Linked DNA regions of Homo sapiens: region 2 is linked to region 1. The links are chromatin loops, found by intact Hi-C in ENCODE. Cell type or tissue: breast epithelium. All regions are shown on one strand. Links, peaks and the distances in the headings refer to the core of each region. The heading gives the core; the rest is flanking DNA. Region 1 overlaps DOK6 (docking protein 6). Region 2 has its middle 28 kb from the start of CCDC102B.

What was found. A loop is a pair of places that touch in the nucleus more often than their neighbours do. Peaks named below come from ENCODE experiments on the same cell type or tissue, not always from the same donor. Only the 100,000 strongest peaks of a DNase experiment are listed, where the experiment ranks them.
Region 2: it touches region 1 in a loop (25-fold over the local background); 1 of 110 quality-filtered maps calls a loop at or near these places.

What each region holds. Positions count from the first base shown.
Region 1 is chr18:69,706,021-69,708,947 of GRCh38, forward strand. The region is part of intron 5 of DOK6 (docking protein 6); the gene reads left to right. Among named protein-coding and RNA genes, the nearest start is that of CD226, 240 kb to the right of the region's middle. RefSeq lists an enhancer at 1-617. In breast epithelium, for the core only: no CTCF peak of the experiment used is centred there; no DNase peak of the experiment used is centred there.
Region 2 is chr18:68,768,211-68,771,137 of GRCh38, forward strand. It overlaps a transcript of CCDC102B not described here. Among named protein-coding and RNA genes, the nearest start is that of CCDC102B, 28 kb to the right of the region's middle. In breast epithelium, for the core only: no CTCF peak of the experiment used is centred there; a DNase peak (open chromatin) is centred at 1,411; H3K27ac peaks cover 427 bases.

The DNA of each region.
Region 1 (2,927 bases), core at 130-2,629:
GTTCTCAAGGTAAACAATTACTGGTCTCAAGCGAGAGAACTTGACAGCACTGTTTGTCACACATGCCTCATCCTTGTAACTGGGGTAACCATTTGTGTTGGCTAATTGGCTTTATGCAGAGGAAAAACAAACTTCTTGTATCTTTATGACAAGAGACAGTTTTGCAAGTTGGAGAGAAGTAGCACCTGAAGTTAGGCACCCTCTCTGTTACAGAAACTAGGAGATGGGGGTGCATCTCCCTTCAGATTTACATGTCAAAGGCACGGTTCATGAGTCCTTGAGAAAGGCATTTTAGGGTCTTAAAGCTGACAAAAGACCTATCTGGTTTTCAGAAGAATTATTTACATTTCAAAGAGAGGAGGAAGTGCTTACAACCGAAAGTTTTCTAAAGTTATATGCCCTAAAAAACAGGAAGGACAATTGCCCATTTTCAACAGGGAGAATAGAGCCTCTTATTTTTAAATTTCACATTTGTCCATACAATCAAGAAACTCTTTTTTTTTTTAATTTTATTATTATTATACTTTAAGTTTTAGGGTACATGTGCACAATGTGCAGGTTAGTTACATATGTATACATGTGCCATGCTGCTATGCTGCACCCATTAACTCATCATTTAGCATTAGGTATATCTCCTAATGCTATCCCTCCCCCCCTCCCCCCTCCCCCCACCCCACAACAGTCCCCAGAGTGTGATGTTCCCCTTCCTGTGTCCATGTGTTCTCATTGTTCAATTCCCACCTATGAGTGAGAACATGCGGTGTTTGGTTTTTTTGTCCTTGTGATACTTTACTGAGAATGATGATTTCCAATTTCATCCATGTCCCTACAAAGGACATGAACTCATCATTTTTTATGGCTGCATAGTATTCCATGGTGTATATGTGCCACATTTTCTTAATCCAGTCTATCATTGTTGGACATTTGGATTGGTTCCAAGTCTTTGCTATTGTGAATAGTGCTGCAATAAACATACGTGTGCATGTGTCTTTATAGCAGCATGATTTATAGTCCTTTGGGTATATACCCAGTAATGGGATGGCATGAGTGAACTCCCATTCACAATTGCTTCAAACAGAATAAAATACCTAGGAATCCAACTTACAAGGGACGTGAAGGACCTCTTCAAGGACAACTACAAACCACTGCTCAATGAAATAAAAGAGGATACAAAGAAATGGAAGAACATTCCATGCTCATGGGTAGGAAGAATCAATATCTTGAAAATGGCCACACTGCCCAAGGTAATTTATAGATTCAATGCCATCCCCATCAAGCTACCAATGACTTTCTTCACAGAATTGGAAAAAACTACTTTAAAGTTCTTATAGAAACTCTTAAGACATGAAATCGGCCTACCAAGTTATCACAAGTTCTACTAAGAGGCAAGAGCTTTACCGAATATCTCACTGCTAAATATCATTCTCCCAGCTTGCTTACTAGTTTCCTTCATCCCTGGCCCAGCCACTATTTCAGTGCCCTGTATCTTAGGGCTATTTATTCATTTATCACTGTACCACTATTAGGATCAAGTATTAGGATCATCACTTATCCTTAAGTGATGAACAAAGTCTCCGTGGTTTATGCAACTGGAACTGATCTCTCACTCATGCTAGTCCACTCTGATTCTGGGCAACTATCCTAGGCAATTAGGACAACACTCACATCAAAAAATAGATGCTTTGGCTTCAGCAGGTGTCCCTTCTGTTCATAGCCCTTTCTTGGGAACTAGTGATAAGGTTTCCAGATTGTGCTGGGTGCAGGAAATGAAGGGGAGCATGAGACATTTGGAGAACAGTCCTATCTAGGCAAACGGGCACCAAGTTTAATTGTAGGGACTCAGGAAAAGCTTCCTGAAGAAGATGATTTGCACGGCGAATCATAAAATATGAGTTGGACTTCTTTAAGGTAGAGTGTGAGGTTGGCATGAGGATAGAGGGGTCAGGTTACTCTCCACGACGCACAGCACAGGCAGAGCACGGATGGTTCCTTCTTAGCGGATTTTAGCTGCTGGAGATTAGAGTAAGAATAAAGTGGGCAGAGAGTTTGTTAAAAGTCAGATAAAGCTCAAAACCAGGAGTGTTTTCTATGTCATGTCAAAAAATAAATTGGACTTTATCTTACAGGCAGCAAGGAGTTGTTTTTTAATGTAGCAAGTAAACAGATTTAAATTTTAGATATGTCTATCTGGTGACTCTGTGGAGGATATTTTAATAATAATCCTTTAGGTTAATAATTTATAATACGCAATGTGCCTAGGGCAATATTGTCTGAGCAATCGTGGTTTGAAATGACATGGGAGAATGAATCAGACCGCTCCGACTCCGCTTCTGCATGAGCCAGCACTTTCCCTGTGCCTTCAGTTATATTCTGTTAACCTTTCCAAGGCTTGATTTCCTCATCTGTGAGAACCTGATAAAAATATACTCTGCTATGTCCACCTTCAGTGCTGATATGAGGATCAAATGAAATAATGTGCTTTGAGGCCGGGTGTGGTGGCTCACGCCCGTAATCCCAGCTCTTTGGGAGGCCGAGGCAGGGGGATCATGATGTCAGGAGTTCGAGACCAGCCTGACCAACATGGTGAAATGCTGTCTTTACTAAAAATACAAAAAACAGCTGGGCATGGTGGCGGACGCCAGTGTCCCACCTACTCGGGAGGCTGAGGCAGAAGAATCATTTGAACCCAGAAGGCAGATGTTGCAGTGAGCCGAGATCACGCCATTGCACTCTAGCCTGGGTGACAGGGCAAAAATCCGTCTCAAAAAAAAAAAAAAAAAAAAAAGTGCTTTGAAACAAGGGCTTTGAAAGCTGTAACACAGGTATAAGAGATGATTAAATTCGGCAAACACCTATTTTTACCTGCACAGCACTGGACAGGGCAATATAGGGAATCAAAAACGAGCCTTTCCTTTGAAGAAATCAAC
Region 2 (2,927 bases), core at 336-2,835, 940 kb before region 1:
TAATAAACCAAGGTCTCCTCTGAAGGCAGCAAAGACAGATGGATTTCACTATCATAGGGACAGTAGTTATTCCCCTAATGATAGCCTTTTCCAGGGTTTAACTGCATATTCTGCCAGAGGATACTCTTGGTTTCACCATTTATATTCTAATTTTCAGATCAGAAGAGCAGCTGGTAAATATCACTTAGAATAAACTTTCTATACTTAAACATGTACAGTCATGACATTATTCTTTGTCTTCTTCCAGGGGTCTGAAGCTGAGTGCCTTATTGATCTTATATTCTCTTATTTTGCATTACTGATTACTTTCCTATGAAACATTGCACAATTTATAAATTATTTAGCATGTAACTACTCAATAGCAAATTATAATATTTAGTTACCAAAGTCAAAATCACAGAAGTTCAATATAGTGAGATTTGATATTTTTGTTTAATGTAAATTAAATATGTATGAGCAAATTATTTTTCTTGCCTCAAAATACCATATAAGCTATACTTTTAGGTTAAAACTATATAAATAGATATATCAATATTTATTTCTTATTTTATTTAATTAATATTTATTGGATTAGTATGCACTGAACATATAAGATATAGTGTTTACTCTGTCAAGTAGCTTTCAGGCTGATGAGGGAAATATGGATAAGAATTTCTTAAACTATTATAACAAGTAATGGAAGTTATCACAAAGGCATAATTTTAACTAGAAGAAAGGGGAATGAGGTAGCAAGGAAGGTGAAATGTAAAGATGGAATTGATGGCTGAATTCGGTGGTTCACGCCTGTAATCCCAGCACTTTGGGAGGCCGAGGCAGGTGGATCACCTGAGGTCAGGAGTTCAAGACCAGCCTGACCAACATGGAGAAACCCCATCTCTACTAAAAACACAAAATTTGCCGGGCATGGTGGTGCATGCCTGTAATCCTAGCTACTCAAGAGGCTGAGGCAGGAGAATGGCTTGAACCTGGGAGGCGGAGGCTGCGGTGAGCCGAAATCGTGCCATTACATTCTAGCCTGGGCAACAAGAGTGAAACTCCACCTCGAAAAAAAAAAAAAAAGATTGAATCGATGGGTAAATATATTTTTCATAAGCACAGAAGGGGATGAAAGCTATTATAAGTATGCTCTTCCCATCAGGAAGGCTTCACCTACTTGATCTCATCTAACCCTTATTACCTCCCAAAGGCCCCATCTCCAAATAACATCATATTGGGGGTTAGAGGTTCAACATATGAGTTTAAAGGGTACACAATTAGGTCCATAGCACACCTCATCTTCTGCTTTTCTCCTCTCATTTTCTCCAACCCTACGGTTCCTCCTGGAATGATCCCTAGATAACCTCCCTCCAATCAAAGCCTTGGGCTCTGATTTCAACAAGAAACCAGAGTAACTAGTTGGCAGTGGAAAACATACTCTCAACACGGGATTGCAAAACTCACTGGCAGCTAGGCAAGAAGACTGTGAGTAGTAATAAGGAAGGCTATGAGTTACCAAAAAAAAAAGCAAGATCTCTTCCAATAATCTGAAAGTAATTCTTCTGGCTAAGATACACAGACCGATGCTAAAATCAAAAACTGAGGCTGTAGAGATAGAATGGGAACAGATTATGTTGATCCTTAAAGGACATATTGAACTGTTTGGCTTTTCTCCTGAAACAAATGAGAAAGCACTGAAGGATTTTAAGCTGTAGAACAATATGGTCATATTTGCATTGAATATATTAGGATGAGGAACAGATTAGAGAGGAATAGGTTGCAGTAAGGGAGTATTCCAGGAGGTGGGTATAGAGGCTACTTCATTAGTCCAGCTGGAAAAGATGATAGCTTGGACTAGGTGTTGGAAGCAGAGACCATATGAACTTTTCTAAAACCTTAAAGAAGAGCATCTCCACATTTAATGAAAGATTTGATCAGATGACTATAGTGGCTCCTCTGCATACACCTTTGAGGGACCATGTGAATATTTCACTAAGAGGTAAGAAATCTCTTGTTAAAGAAATCATGATTTCCTTAAGTTTCTTTTGCTTTTAAATCTCCACTAGTTGATGCAATACAAGAAAAACAAAACACCTAGTTGTGTATTCCACATAGTATCAGTCAGCTACTGCTGCCTAACAAACATTTCAAAATTCCAGTGGCATACAAAAATTAGCATTTATTTCTTATGTATCCATGTGTCAGTTGATCTAGACTAAATACTTAATTTCTTTTAAGACATGGGCTTAGAAATAACAAGGTGCAACTTACCTTATTCCACTGGATAAGACAAGTTTATTGAATTGGGGAAGTGTACTCTGCTTCCATGACGCCAAGGCAAGGTTGTGGATGCATCCTCCTACCTCAGAGGGGGGAGAATTGTGGCTAATAATTCAACCTATGGTGAAAAATTAACTAGATCATATTCTGCTCAGTAAAACCTGAAAGATTTTCAGCAATTCCTTTCACTGCAGTTCTTCCTGTACCATTTAGTCAAAAGTGATTTATTCCTGTGTACATTGTTTTTAATAGGATGGTTGATGCATTTTATTACAAGGAAGCCTGTGTAATTTTGTAAAGTTTTTCTTAAATCTCAAAGTTGTAATATATCTTGATGCATAAGAGCCAGGCTTTGTAGAAGAAAGAAGAAAGAATTTTCTGTGAATTTAACAAGCTGAGTTTTACAGATTTAGAGCGAAGCTCAGAGTACTCAGCATGGTGTTTTAAACCATCAAAGGAAGAATATTTAATATGGTAAAATACCAAATACTGCATCACCCTGAAAGAAACAGAAGTTCAATCAGTAGGTTAAAATAAATGGTTCTGCAGGGACCTAGATTGATATTAATGCTGATAGAGTAAGGAGACCTTTCAACTGAGAAGATAGATTTGGGGAATTCCCAGATTTGGGATCTTGTGCCTGACCTTCCAAAATGCAACAGGCAAAACAA